Regions from separate parts of the Homo sapiens genome. Here all the other regions are linked to region 1. A link is a contact called in ENCODE Hi-C or POLR2A ChIA-PET data. All regions are on one chromosome and are shown on one strand. Each heading gives the region's core, a stretch centred on a gene start or an enhancer-like site at or near the end of the contact. The rest is flanking DNA. Distances are from core to core; before and after follow the strand shown. Region 1 overlaps CD247 (CD247 molecule). Region 2 overlaps RCSD1 (RCSD domain containing 1). Region 3 overlaps RCSD1 (RCSD domain containing 1).

What was found. A loop is a pair of places that touch in the nucleus more often than their neighbours do. ChIA-PET counts read pairs that join two places held with the same protein, here RNA polymerase II (POLR2A). Pooled maps may share reads with other maps.
Region 2: a pooled map shows a loop between it and region 1 (2.6-fold over the local background). The contact joins two enhancer-like sites. A Hi-C loop is called at or near these places in 5 of 50 pooled maps. POLR2A ChIA-PET finds 5 or more read pairs at or near these places in 2 of 52 experiments (Panc1 and T-cell).
Region 3: a loop to region 1 is called in a pooled map, with 2.7 times the contacts of the local background. The contact joins two enhancer-like sites. A Hi-C loop is called at or near these places in 3 of 50 pooled maps. POLR2A ChIA-PET finds 5 or more read pairs at or near these places in 2 of 52 experiments (CD4-positive, alpha-beta T cell and activated CD4-positive, alpha-beta T cell).

Annotation. Positions count from the first base shown.
Region 1 is chr1:167,496,360-167,501,330 of GRCh38, reverse strand. All of the region lies in intron 1 of CD247 (CD247 molecule), which reads left to right. Among named protein-coding and RNA genes, the nearest start is that of CD247, 20 kb to the left of the region's middle. Within about 2 kb of position 2,105, at least 4 of the 41 ENCODE cell types and tissues checked have a DNase peak (open chromatin) inside an H3K27ac peak, as active enhancers do.
Region 2 is chr1:167,685,734-167,690,704 of GRCh38, reverse strand. RCSD1 (RCSD domain containing 1) reads right to left here. Exons shown (of 7, transcript NM_052862.4): 4 at 585-656. Among named protein-coding and RNA genes, the nearest start is that of TRP-CGG1-1, 27 kb to the left of the region's middle. RefSeq lists enhancers at 256-1,455, 2,683-2,862. Within about 2 kb of position 2,629, at least 7 of the 41 ENCODE cell types and tissues checked have a DNase peak (open chromatin) inside an H3K27ac peak, as active enhancers do.
Region 3 is chr1:167,666,988-167,671,958 of GRCh38, reverse strand. All of the region lies in intron 1 of RCSD1 (RCSD domain containing 1), which reads right to left. Among named protein-coding and RNA genes, the nearest start is that of RCSD1, 39 kb to the right of the region's middle. RefSeq lists an enhancer at 2,241-2,300. Within about 2 kb of position 2,408, at least 7 of the 41 ENCODE cell types and tissues checked have a DNase peak (open chromatin) inside an H3K27ac peak, as active enhancers do.

The sequences.
Region 1 (4,971 bases), core at 856-3,355:
TCCCAACACTTTGGGAGGCCGAGGCGGGTGGATCACCCGAGGTCGGGAGTTTGAGATCAGCCTGGCCAACATGGAGAAACCCCGTCTCTACTGAAAAAAAAAAATACAAAATTAGCCAGGTGTGGTGGCATGCCTGTAATCCCAGCTACTCGGGAGGCTGAGGCAGGAGAATGGCTTGAACCCGGGAGGCGGAGGTTGTGGTGAGCCGAGATCGCGCCATTGCACTCCAGCCTGGGCAACAAGTGCAAAACTCGGTCAAAAAAAAAAAAAAAAAAAAGAACAATAGGATCAGAAGTCGGATGGCTGGGTCCATATATACCTCCACCTCTTCTGACTCCCAGTTTTCCATCTCTGTTTGAAAATGAGTCTGTAAGCCTCTCCCCACCTCTGCCTGTTCCCATCCCATAGCACCAGGCTGACTTAGGCAGCCACACAGCTGGGATGGGAAGTTGGCCTCAGTGAGCAGATGGTACAGGGGCTGAGCTTAAAACAAAAATCACAAACATTTCTTGGGGGGTATCCTCAAGGCCGATAACCCTCTTACTAGAGTGAAATGGAAAACCAAATGTGATTGAGCTGCCTGAGCGATAAAAGCATTTGCTGTTATTCTCTGATTTGCTCTGTTCATGGAGAGTTTAGTCATAGGAGTTTCTATTCTCAGAAACTCACAGCACATCACAATACGTAGCTCATTTGTCCTCAAAATAATTCTGCCCTGCATAAATGGGTGTGTGTGTAGGGGGGTGGTAATTATAAGAAACCATGTGTGTTAGAATTGATGTCAGTGCTTTGAGATCATCAGATAAAAGCTAATAAACAACACATATGTGTACAGGCCACCTCTCTAATTCATACCAGAAGCGCTGGTTGTAATCAAAGCATGGCATATTTTATTTTAAACTATTTTATAAATAACCTTTGAAACTGTGTTGATTGTGAAAGCCAAGATCTGATGTCCTGTTAAGGAAAGATGAAAATAGGCTAGAATTAAAGAGCAATATGAGTCTGGATAAAAGTGACAGGAATTACTGTAGGACAATAAAGCATTGGGTCATGTCAAGTTTTCATCACATGGAGAATGGAAAGCTGCATCATAAATGCTCTCCACCTAATCATCCTGAGCATTCTCATTTTAGTGCGATATATTGTCCTCTTGGAAGCAATAATCTCATTTAGGTCATGAGTAAAATAAGTTGGGTTCAGCGTTTCCATTTCAAGATATAGAGAATATTTCTCCAGTGCAGCATAAGAAATAGAATATCACCCAGGAGAAGCTTTACATAGGCAGTGATAATGTGGAAAAATCTAATAAAGAGAACCCACGTGCCCCAGGGAGGAGAAGCCCTCTGTGTGTGTGATTGTCGTCAGGTGAGCAGTTATGGCACACTTTGTAGTTTTGCCAGTGCTTTTATGTAAATTACTGTATGCAAAATCCACAGCCCTCGGGGATGTGTGGGTATGGCCTCTGTTACTGACAGAGGAACTGAAACTTCAAGAAGGCAAGTGATTTGCTCAAGATTGGTTATCAGTAGAGTTGGGGTTTGAATTCCATTCTTCTGGATTCAAATCTAAGCTCTCCCTCTGCACAGTTACATGTGGGCAGGCTGTGCATGCATATCTGTGGCCTGGAGGAGTGGGGTGAGTAACCTTACAGGAAGGAATACCCTGCACTAAAATTTGCACCTAAGCTTCCATTATTACGCCTACTTTTCATTTTCTGTTTGTTTTCCTCTTAGAGGTTAAATTTTCCATTCCTGATTTTAACCCAAAGAAAGGCTAAGTAAATTCCAGGGGCCACTCTTGAATAAGGGCAGCTGGAAAAAAATACACAATGCCCACCATCTAGCTTAACAGGATGTGGACACCTTCAGTCGTGGCTAAATCTATACAGTTTAACCCTAGCAACAATTTCCCAGAAATAAAACAGCTGCTCTTTCTGGTATTTGGTTAGTCTCCAGCTGGGTCAAGTCCCTCTTGATCGAATGCTTGGAGCAGGGTTTCTCGACCTCTGCACTAAAACACCTGGGGCCAGATAATTCTCTGTGGCTGTGGGCACCAGGGAGGCTGTTCTGTGCATTGTAGAATGTTGAGCAGCATCCCTGACCTCTACCCACTAGATGACAGTAGCACTCCCCAAGTTGTGACAACTCAAAATATCTTTAGACGTTGCCAAATGTTTCCTGGGGGCAAAATCTGCCCCTGGTTGAGAACCAGTGGATTGGAGTCATCATTTGTGTTGATCAATCACTCCGTGATGATTAGGCCATGATGGACAATTCAGGCTGACTTTATTTTGCTCATTAGGTTGACCAGAAGACTGGCAATTGATCCACTGCTAAGCACTTTCCTGACACAAGCTGAAATGATGTCCTCAGGAGCCCCGTGTGCGCATGGCTTTTGGGATGGTTCTTCCCAAGGAGGACAGCCGTAAACCATAGAAAGCAACCACTTGACTCTGGGTGTCCCTGGTTTGCAAGTGCCTCTTGTGTCCGCCATCTGCATTTCTGTCTAGATGGTAAGGTTGAGGGAGGTCAGTTTCAGCAGAAAGTGCAAAGAGCATAGATTCATGAGGCAATCAGACCTAAATTAAAGTTTTGGCTTTATCACTACCCAGCAACGTGATCTTGGGCAGGTTTCTTGACCTCTCTGAAACTGTCCTCTTCTTTATAAAATGAAGATTACCTACCTTGCAGGGTCATTGGGATAATTAAAGAAAATGTGTGTAATGGGCCCAGATGGAGCTAGGCCCATAGCAGCACTGTAATAAATGTTTTCGATTACTGTACATTTTACAAAAATGAATGACTGAATGGAAAGGTAGAAAGGCCAAATAGAGTGTCTGAGGCATCTCCATGGAGGAGGGTGCCAGTGGCCATGTCTGTCTGTGGCTGATCGCAAGACTCTTTTGACAGTCCCTGAAGCCTGTGCTCATCTTCAGCTCCCTTGAGGCCCTCTTCACCTGGCCTCACCCAGTGTCCCTGCTCTTCTGACTCCTGAGGGACCTGAGCATTCCAAAATAGATGTTAGGAAGATGTGGATTCATGTAGAAGGATGTCAAGGCATTGTTGGTTTTAGCAGTTGATCTTACCTGGGGTGTGAAAGACAACCGAAGTCTGTGAGCTGCAGTGATAGAAATGTGAGCAGATGGGCAGGATAGGAAGGCACTTCTTGACGGGAGCAGCAACAGAAGCCACTGCCTTTGGCCAGGACTGGGGGAGACACAACAGAACAGGACTGGCAGAAGATGCCACATCCCAGGGTCCCCAAGATCAAGCTATGGCACCATCACCCATCTACAGCAAGATCTGTAGCAGGAACCAGGGAGAAAAGTCTAGACCCTCAGTAAACTATGCGGCCAGGACAGTCCGAGGTCAAGCCGTAAAGGAGGCTTTTTTGGCATCTTTTTTCTTCTCCCTTGGGCATCATGGAATCTGTGCTGGGTAAAGAACCTTGGAGATCCCCTTTGCCTTGACTCCTTTGTTTCACTGGCCCTCAGAAAGGAGATGGCAGAATCACAAAGCTGGTGGCTGAGCCAGAAAGATATTGTAGGTGGAATTCAGGTTATGGATAGGGTTAGGTTCCCCTTGAAGAGGGAGTACTGAGTTTGTTCCTTGGAGAGTTTGCGGTTCTAGCTCTGTAACCCAGGACTGACTCTCAGCCCAGTGCTTTTTCTGTTGTGCCAGGATGCATCCTCATCCTATATCTTATTTTAACTCATACTGTTTCCAAATCAAATACCAACAACATTTACAACCTTTACTTTCTTATTTATTTAATGCTCCCCCTGAAAGTAGTAATTTGCCACTAAGAAAGCCTCCCCTGCCCTAGAATACTAAAGAAAACGAGAACTAAGCGAAAGAGGACCTGTAGTCAGCGATTTCACTGTATCCTATTTAAAATGAAATGGACTTTATTTTCTGCTTTGAGAACCTAAAACACCACACTTTAAAAGATGATATTTATCATATCTTACAAGGTCAAAGCATACTTATTGGGGAAAACTTGGAAAAGGTAGAAAAGAACAAAGAGAAAATAAAAATCATTTTAAAAAATGTTACCCCCAAGACTGATTAGTATGTTGGTGACTGTCCTTCTAGGCTTGGATATGTGCATTTTATTTCGTAACTGTTCTTTTTACTTAGCAATAAATCATGGTCATCTCTCCCTGTCATGAACTATGTCTCTACATCAACTTTAGTGCCTGTAAAATGCCGTAATTTATTTTACCACTGTCTTTTGTCAGACATTTAGATGGCTTCATGTTTGGACGCATTATGAATAGTGTCACTGTGGACATTCCTGTGCATACATCTGTGCTCACATTTGTGGCTATTTCTTTGGAATGCACTCCTGGCAGTAGGGTTGCTAGGTCTCCCCTCACTGTCAGTGTCCCCGCTCTCCGGGGCCTGCTTTTTTCATCACCCGCCTCCCCGTAAAGATTCCTAAGTTCCAGGGCTATCTCCTTCTGATGGAGATCTCCTGGGTGATGTGGTACACGTCACCCACACCCCTGCCACCAGCCTGCTGTCCAACAGATGGAGCTGATAACCATTTAGGAACAATCCTTAAACTTCTAACCGACTCAGTCCCTGATTAGACTTCTTGTCTTGCCTTATCCCTGGTTATGTCCCTTCTCCCTCCCAACCCTTACCCACTTCTCAGCCCCATGCAGGAGGCCCAGTTTGTCAGCTGGCCTTGCTAATTTCTCTCTTGGCCCAGCCAGAGATCGTCTAGGTTCCTTCTTCCTACTCTCTGCCCGCTCTGTAGAGTCAGACTCTCCACGGGATGGAGATCTTCAAGGCCAGAGAGATGCAAAACCTCCTTGCTTCAGGATCCGGAGACAAGCTGCTGCTTTTAAGCAGATCCCCTCTCAGGCAGGTTCAAGTACTGACCCAAAGAGCAGGGGGGTTGCAGGGCTCTAGTGATTCTTGTGTGACCCCAGCAGACTCAAGCTGTTGCAGCAGTCAGACA
Region 2 (4,971 bases), core at 1,380-3,879, 190 kb before region 1:
GTAAGACTCTTTTTTTTTCTTTTCGTTTTTGAAGACAGGAGCTTGCTCTGTTACTCAGGCTGGAGTGTAGTGAAGTGACCTCAGCTCAATACAGTCTCAACCTCCTGGGCCCAAGCGATCCTCTCACCTCGGTCTTCAGAGTAGCTGGGACTACAGGTGCACATCACCATGCCTGGCTAATTTTAAAATTTTTTGTAGAGATAGTGTCTCACTATGTTGCCCAGTCTGGTCTTGAACTCCTGGGCTCACGTGATCCTCCAGCCTCAGCCTCCCAAAGTGCTGGGATTATAGGGGTGAGCCCAGCCCCATACAGACTCTTGAGGTATCCCGTTACCCATCAACCCCCACCACTAAATGTCAAATACATGAGCTTGTGCTTGATGTGGTCCTTATGTTAGTTCTTTTCCCTCAGGCAGGGCTGTGAGATCCTTATCGTTTACTGCAATTTGATCACTGGCTGATTATTGGGGCCAATTATGCAGGTGACACATAGGCTACCCCTATGAGCCTCAAAGTCATGCAAATTTTGGATAAGAAGTGGAGTTAGATAAAAGGTAGCAATAGACAATGAATTCTGCACTTACCTGAAGCTTCTCAATCAGAGGCGAGCTCTTGACCTTGAATTTAGGAGGGTGGCTCGCATTGGGTGGTGATTTCTATGGAGCAAATCAACCAAAACAACCAGATAAGTAAGGTGAGGAAAGTGGGGTTCTGGTTGGAACCCAAAAGCCACAGGCAGAAGGAGAAGAGAAGTTGGTGTTGCCACTTTCTCATTAGTTCAGTAGCCCACATACTTCATTAGGGCCTGGGCGACGTGAACTTTCCCCCTCCCTCCCTCATCCCACCACAGCAAGATCTTCAAATCAGAATTAGAGAAGTCAGCGCCGACATCCTTAACACAGAAGGTCTCTCCCAGGAAGAGTGACTTCATTGTTGTTATGAAGGAAAACTATATCTGAGCAAGATCTTCACCTCATGACCTTCAACACTGTGAATCAACAATTTGGGGGATTTCAAAGACAAAGGGCAAAAATTACCATCCTGTTTGTCACACACACAACAAGAAACCAGACCAGGATGACAGAGGTATGACTGGAATTCCTCCCTGGACCCAGTGATATTTTGGAAAATCCCATCGATGGCATGATTTATAAATTATGATTTTCCAAAATGTTGAATATTTGAATATTCTTTTTCTTTTCTTTTCTTTTTTTTTTTTTTTTTGAGACAGAGTCCTGCTTGTTCCTCAATCTGGAGTGCAATGGCGCAATCTCGGCTCACTGCAACCTTCGCCTCCTGGGTTCAAGCAATTCTCCTGTCTCTGCCTCCCAAGTAGCTGGAATTACAGGCATGCACCACCATGCCTGGCTAGTTTTTGTATTTTTAGTAGAGACAGGGTTTCACCATGTTGGCCAGGTTGGTCTCGAACTCCTGACCTCAGGTGATCCACCCACCTCCCAAAGTGCTGGGATTACAGGCGTGAGCCACCACGCCCAGCCTGAATATTCTTTTTAACCAAGTAAACATTTACTGAGTATTTACTACGTCCCAGACATTGTGTGGGTCATACAAAGATGAGCATGATTCAGTCTCGGTGGCAGGAGCAGTCCGTGGCTGATGCATGTGTTACATAATCATACGTACTCTCTGTTAGTTGTAGATATTTTTGTGATGAATGAATGCCAGGAATCTTGTCTGCCTTCGGGATCCATATCATGTAAAAATATTAACTCTGTGTTTTGCGTAAAATCCCCACAAACATGTGAGAATGGTGACAGTGATAGGATGATGATGATGAAGAAAAGGAAGAGGATGACTTCCATGTGGTTGGACAGAGGCCAAGGCAGAGGAGGGATCTCCCCATAGTGTGGAGACCAATGTGTATGACCTGCTCCTTGACCCCATGTACTAATTTTCCTGAACAATAAGAAGAACTACACTGATCTCTTAGGAAGATTCTGAGATATTTATAATGTGAGATGATTGTGTTTTAGTGATGGAAGGAGGGAGGCTCACCCAACTGAACTCCTCGTGATCTTTTTACAGCCCAACACCAAGGGAGAGCATGGGCTGGACTTACAGGATCCCCACTCCTTCTAATTCTAGTTTTGGCAGGAGCCAGACGAAGCCCTTGGCCTCAGCCTCCTCTACCAAGATGCAGCTGGGCGGGAATAAATGATTCTAAGGACTCCTGCTGCCTCTGCCTCCATGTGTCTTCACTGTCGGGTATGTTCCTATAGCAGTCTTTCAAGGAGCTTTTTATCTAGGATGAGTATAAAGAGCTTCCAGCCCCAATGGAAGTGCCCTTGGTTTCTGTGCTTTACAGGGAAATTTCACACGGGCTGGGGTTTTCAGAGAAACTTTTAGAAACTGCAGCAACAATTTTGCTGATAAAGCTCACTTCATGTAATATTATTAGTTCTTCTCTTCCCCAGCTGACCACTGATTTCTGAAGTCTGTGGAAATTCAGTGGACCCTGCCCCTTAAACACAGTATAGTACTGGGGACCCAGCTGATGCTCCATAAAACCCTATTGATTTGAATTGCAAAGCAGAAAGAATCCAAAATAGCCTCTAGTGCAGTTCCTGGAAATGACAGCAGGTGGCATCATTTCCCTTACGGTTTAACAAGGGGCTTCAGGCAAGCGGCTGAGACTAACAATCCGGTGGAGAAAAACCAGCCTTCCATCCCTGTATATGTATATATATAGCTGTATTTACATGACATTATTACCACGTCTAGAAACTACGGACTAATTTCCAGATGGGAATGCTTTTCAGCCTTTTCTGAGTATAGGAGGCAGGATCTGTGGCTGCATTAAACACCCAACTTCAGCTGGTTCTTCCAGAGAGGGGTAACTCTTGGTCACCCTGCCATCAGGAGGGGCCCTGCAGTCAGCAGGTGCTGTCAGGGGGCTGACCCCACTGTCTCAGACCTGAGCAAGCATAGCGGGGCAGGGATGAAATGACCCTTCCTGGCACTGTGCATTGGGAACCGAGGGGTAGCCTGACCGGGTCCCTCCCTGCAGGCCCCCAAGGTTTCCAGCATTAGAGCCTCTGCAGGCTGAGCTACAGGAGTATGGAAGGAGAAATGTGGACAGCAGCCTCCAATTAGCCCTGCCAGACAAAGCAGGCTGCTCATTTTATTTCTATGTGAATTTCTTTTCTTTTTTTTTTTTTTTTGAGACGGAGTCTTGCTGTGTCACCCAGGCTGGAGTGCGGTGGCGCGATCTAGGCTCACTGCAAGCTCCGCCTCCGGGGTTCACGCCATTCTCCTGCCTAAGCCTCTCGAGTAGCTGGGACTACAGGCGCCTGCCACCACGCCTGCTAATTTTTTGTATTTTTAGTAGAGACGGGGTTTCACCGTGTTAGCCAGGATGGTCTCAATCTCCTGACCTCGTGATCCGCCCACCTCGGCCTCTCAAAGTGCTGGGATTACAGGCGTGAGCCACTACGCCCTGCTTCTATGTGAATTTCAAGGCCACGAAAAGTCATTGATCCCTGGAGGTAGTGTCCTTTCAATGTGCGAGCAGCCTGTCACTCCAGGCAGGATTTTCTAAAATCCGCCCTTGGACTTAACCAGCCCTTGGCCATTATAAGCCATTTAACTTCTGGGTGATGTGCCCCATGGGGTGAAACCTGTGAATGCATTTCCACAGAGCTGCCAGGATGGAGCTGTTTAACCCAATCACTAGCCTAACTCCCTCTGCTTTTACTCTAGGGGATAAAACTTCCCTAGCCAGCCTCCCTGATCTATCTGGTTAGTGATTTTGTCCTCAATTTCACAAATAAGAAAAATGATTCGGTATGGTGTGGTGACTTCTCCTGGGCCAAGCCCAGGCTATCAGGGGGCAGTCTCACATTAAGCTCTGAGTGGCCATAACCTCAACCCATTGCATAGCAGTGGAGACACTGAGCCCAGAGGTTGAAGGTTACAAGGAGAAGTTGATTCTCTGGAAAGAGAGGTTGTTGGTATGTGTTTGGTCACAGCACTGGCTGATGACCCCATAAAGCCACAGAATCATATTGTTGGCACTTGAAGAGACCCAAGGAAAACCTCAGTGTTTTTAAACTGTGCTCCTTGGGGTTCTCATCCAAGAATAAGACCCTTGGTCAGTGGGGAGAGAGTATTCTGAGAGCATTTGGGGCTCCAGGCCTCCCCTCCCCCATCTCACTTGGCCTGGGGCAGCGATGAGTTTCTGCTTTATCTTGTGGGCTTCTGTTTATAAGCCTTAGGTTGACAAAAAGGCTTGAAAACCATTGATCTATTTCAGCTGTTTCACTTTATAGATGAGAAAATGTAGGCATTAAGATGCTTGCCCAAGTTCACATAGGGCACCTAATGGCTATTGTCAGGATGCTGGTCCCCAAAAAAGAAGGGGAGAATAAAGAGGTTGTTGAAGTGGAATTTGGGAATGACATTGTCTTTGGCTTGCTTGCTGTATTTTGGGGTTGGCCTCCCAGGTGAGATGACAGAACATACAAATCCATTTCTGGCACAGACTATGACCACAGTGAAGGTTCATGGGTTGCTGGCATAAGGTGTGGAGAAGGCACTCCTGCAGCTACAATTAGATAAATAAAGATAGGAGAATATGCAGGCTAAGAACCTATTACTGGCTATGATCTATGATACCAGAGCCTTTATTATGTTGGTAACGTTGGCTATTTATATCTGAGGGCAACGAGGCCTCCTGTGCGCTCTGGTTTTCTTCCAGTGATCTTGAACAATAGCCAGGCTTTACAAGGATACTGCAGAATCACGGGGTTTTCTCATGCTTCCGTCCTGCCCTATGTAAGTGTAGCCCCCTTTCCAGGTACCTTCTCCACACCTTATTCCAAGATCACCTAAGTCAGATCTGGGAATAAAACAGAACTTTCCTGGCTCCTGAATTGGGTCTGTTAATAATATATGACCCATTCTCTTTGCTAAAATTCTCAGGCTTGGAAAATAGTGTTCGTGTCCTTGACA
Region 3 (4,971 bases), core at 1,159-3,658, 170 kb before region 1:
ACTGGCCAAGCCTGAAGGGTAAGCAGAGCTGGTCATTCTCACGAGGGAGCTGCACAGTTGAGGAGTTCAAGGCCAGGGGAGCCTCAGGGAATGACAAGTTCTGTCATGTAAGCATGCGTGCAAGATGAGGCCAGAGCATGAAAGGCTGCCTAAGTTGGGACTCTGGCCTGAGGGCCATCTGAGGTCACTGGAGGGTTCTAAGCAAAAAGCAAAACCACAGATTTATTTTTGCAAGATGCCTATGGCTGCAGGGTAAGACATGTGTGGCCTGGGGTTCAGGAGTGGTCTTCAGGAGGTGGAGAGCCCAGTCTAGAGGCCATTGCAACTATCATGGAAGGTAAAAAATGAGCAAGTTGACAACTATGCTGTCTCCTGCAGAAGGTGGCAGAAGATCTTTTCACTGGGTTCAGCTTCTTGTGGGGTCTGGATCTGCCAAGGGAATTGGGAGCTGCATTTGGGAAGAGTGAGTGTGGAGGAGAGCAGGAGTAAGGAGAGCTGAGAAATGGATAAGGGCTGGCCCCTTCCGGGGTGAAATGGCAAGAAAGAAAGAACCTCTGGCAATGGGATGGCTGAAAGGACTGTGAGGATCAGGATCTCAAATCCTTGATTTAGAATTGTTAGCTGTGTGGTATCAGCAGACCTTCAGTAAAAGTTGAACTGTGTGCAGAAGCCTTCTATTTGTGGGTGCTTTTTAGACATGTAGAGTGAGAATCAAGAGCATAGCCCACATTTAGAGGAGTAAAGGAATGGCTTCAAGATGTGGAGTTTATTGAATGAACTACTCAGTGGCTATTAATGAGACCCTACAACATGCCAGACCCTAGGCCAGGCGCTAGGGATTCATCAGAGCAGAGCAGATGAGGCTCCCTCTTTATAAGAAAACGGAGAATAGGGATTCAGCAGAGGCAGAAAACTGGGCCCAGTGGTGACCATGAGCAGATAAGTCCATCTGAAAATAAGTAGAGATCTTAAGGATGGCTTGGATCCACAGGGTTGGAGTCAATATTCTGTTGATTTCAGGAGTCTTTAAAACTAGAGAGGATGATGGCCTGGATGGGGGTATGGTTAGTGGAGGGGAGATTGTTGATAGGACTCAAAAGCAATTTAGGAGGAAGGACTGACCAGAATTGGGGACTGATGGGTGGGGCAGGGTGGAGTCAAGATGATGCCCAGATTTCTGGCTCTGGCTTCTGGGTGGAGAGGAGTGTCATTTACAGAGAGGGGGAGCCGAGGGGAGGAGCAGGACTGGAGGAGTGCTCAGAAAGGGTGAGTTGCCAGAGTGGAGGGCCCACGGCAGACCCTGAAGCACCTGCTTGGGATTTGTGGAGTCAGACAAACCTGAGGGTGAATCTTGGCTCAAATTACAAGGTGATGGCAGAGGCTGAAGACAGGGAGGGTGAGCAAAGGCTGCAGAGGAGATGGAGAGGGTGCTGGGATGAAGAGGCAGAAGGCAGCAATGCCTCAGGGGGTTACACACAACCATTTTTGTCTTCTCTTTCCTTTTCCCACCAGCAGGCATGCAGGGGCAGAGCTGCCGATCAAACTCAACCTTGTCAGTCTGGCAGCCTCTGAACAGCTCGAGTGGTTTTTTTTTTTTTTTTCTTTTGCAAAGGGAAAGAGTGGGAAAGAAGTGTCTCTTCATAGCTGGCATGGGTGATTTAGATGGATTTACTCACCTAAGCCAACAAGTAAATGTACGATTTGTTACTCTCCAAGGTAAGTTCAGAATCTCCCTGTTATGCACTACTCTGACTCTCTACTGTTGGTTAGTTCAATAATAAAATTGACTTCACAGAGAGCTCCTCTGAGTCTGAAGGGTGGTTGGTCTCCAGGAGCCACCTTTCCAGGATTGCCTGGAGTCCTGGGGTATGTTACAGCCACCTGGAGGCCCACACAAGTACCCTTCACTAGGGGCCATTCCTGCCTCCCAGGCAGGAGTCAAGTGACAGTGTGAGTGTGCGTGTGCGTGTGTGTCCTGAGGTCTGGGACACTTGTCCTTCAGGCTGCAGCAGGAAGCCAGGGCATACCTTCTAAGATTAGAACAAATTTCCTAAGGACCCAGCCCCCGGTCTGCATCCCAGTCAGCTGTAGCCTCTCCTGTTACAGCGTCTCCCAACCCTGACTCCCTTGCAGTCAGGAGTGAGCATTAGCAGGACATGGTGCTGGGCCCTCTGGTCCCTGCCCCTGCAAGCCTCAAGAGGGGGTACTGGAGGGAGACAGGAGAGGACCATCAGTCAAGACAAATTTTTGCATTTGACTTGTGGATCCAGGTCACACGCAGAAGAAATCAATGATAATAATTCAGTAGCTGCAACATCCTGAGCACCGAGTACATGCCAGGCCATTTGCATGCACAGTCTTGGTTAAAGTATGTAACAAAACCCAAAGAGGAAGCCACTTTGCCTAGTACTCCATGTAAAGTGAAAAGAGCAGATGGGGCAAGGGCTATGCTGGAGACCAAAAGAGGCCCTGCCTGCTGCAAATAGACATAATTTCTGATGGTTCCCAGGCCCATTCTCAGAGGATCAGGGCTGGCCTTGAAGTGACAGGTCAGGCAGGTTCAAGCAAGCCCAGACTACAGCCTAGGGCTTGTCCTGTGGAGGCCAATAGGCCTTGGCTCACATTATCAAGGTAATGGCAGAGCAGGAAGCTAGGAAGAAAAAAGAACTTTTTCCACTTTAATCAGTCTGTATCTGCACCAATGGTCTTACATGGTCACTTGATCAAATTGCCTATAATTATTTGTCCATGATCCCTTGAAAATTCTAGATAGCCCTATTATCCATAAATCAAGGTGTTTCCAGTGTTTAGATGTCACAGTCATTAGATTATTAGCAAACATGCAGAACTTTTTTCATGCACATCATTTCCTTACTTAATCTTTGACTGTACTTGGAATTAATGCATAGGGGAAGTGTCTAATTCGGAGGCAGAAGAAAAATAAAGGGATTCAGAAGAACACAAGCTTAAGTTTTTATAAATTACTGAATTCACAAATCTGTTTAACTACATTTGCAAAACACTACACAAAGTTCTAGAAAGTATTTATGAATGCCTAGATATACAGACAGCACAATCTGAAAAACTGACATCTGAGCTTCCTTCAAGCACAGTTTCACCCTGGGCACTTCCAGAAAACCCCCTGTGAAGCTCCCCTTCCCCACCATGCACCTTCCCCCATTCAGGCAGAATTGGCAGCTCCCTCTTTTTTTTTTTTTTTTTAGTACATCTTGGACATATTCATTCATTCATTATTTCTGTATTCCAGGCCCTGCAGTTGGTGCTCAGGGTTTAGGAATGAACCAAATCAAAAGAGTCCTTTCATAATGGAGGTTACAGTCTAGTAGGGGAGACATATATTCCATAGCCATTATTATCTTAGCTCCAGCTTATTATTTATTAGGGTGATAAATGCTGAAGAGGAAAAGGGTTTTAGGAGAGCAGGTGACAAGAAAATCTGACCCAAAGATGTGACATTTAAACTGAGGTCAGTAGAAGTGATCCAGGCAAAGTGTGAGGTTTGAGGGGTAAGGAGGGTTAGTCAGAGGGTGGCCAGAGGTAGCCAAGGGCATTTGAGTAGAGTTTACACAAAAACCTCCTGGAGGAGAGACAGGAGGTGTTTGAGGAACTGAAAGAAGATGTGGCTGGAACTCACAGAGTTTTTTTTTTTTCTGGAGACGGAGTCTTGCTCTGTTGCCCAGGCTGGAGTGCATTGGTGCAATCTCAGCTTACTGCAACCTCCGCCTGCCAGGTTCAAGCGATTCTCCTGCCGCAGCCTCCCGAGTAGCTGGGATTACAGGTGCCACACTCAGCTAATTTGCTAATTTTTAGTAGAGACGGGGGTTTCACTATGTTGGCCAGGCTGGTTTTGAACTCCTGACCTCAGGTGATCCATCCGCCTTGGCCTCCTAAAGTGTCGGGATTACAGGTGTGAGCCATCACACCTGGCCCGAGAGCTTTTAAAATACCCACATTTTTCATGTTTTTCTCTTTCTACTGTAATTGCTGAGCACACAGACCATGTGTTATTCATGGCTCCATCCCCTAGCCCATAGTAGGTACTCAGTAAATGCCGGTAAATGAATGAACAAATAAATGAATGATGCCTCCGTAAACCAATACCACTGGGGCAACATTGTGAGGGATTGATAAATATAGATCAGGACCTTGAAGCAAAAATGGAAACAAATTGTCATCCAGGGAGGCTCTGAGCATACCAGGCTTGAATATTTTCATTAAGGTTCAGTGACTTGTCCAAGCTCCCTAAAATAGTAACCAAAGGGCAAAGAATGAGACTTTCTCCTGCCCAAGCCATTACTTAACAATCTGAGCCTCCTGTCTCTAACTGGAGCTATGAAATCTATTATAATTCCATATCTCTATCCATGGGTATCTGTCTTCTCCAGTTTTAACAACCCAACCTATCCTAGAACATGACACATCAAAAATACTTAAAATTTGTTTCTTTATCTAGAGTGGTTGAATATATCTGTTTGCTGCTTGATATTTTCAGATCCATTTCAGCAAGGAGAAAATTTGAAGAAAAGAAAGTTATAATGCAGAAGGTAGAATTAATATATTATGAATATAGTAGAATGGTGTCTGCCCCAGTTCTGAAGTCCACATCTCTGGTCCGGTCTCAGTATCTGCCTTCAGTCACCAAGGGAGAGGCTCCATGCCTCCAAGCCCCTTCCAAGGGCTCCTCTGCAGCCCAGGGATGCTCAAGGCAGGATTCCACAGTCTCTAGTATATCAAGAGGGCTCCATCCAAAGTACGGGATAGGCGCCCCCTCCCTTGAAGCCTACTCAGCTACAATGAGGCGGCCCCCTCCCTTGAAGCCTACTCAGCTACAATGGGACCAAAAGGAGTCTTGGAGCTGAGTTTTTAAAATAAACTTTTCCATCTCCTCTCACCAGCCTGCTACAAAAAGGGAAAAGAAACAAAAGCCATCCAGCTGAGTTGAATTGCTTC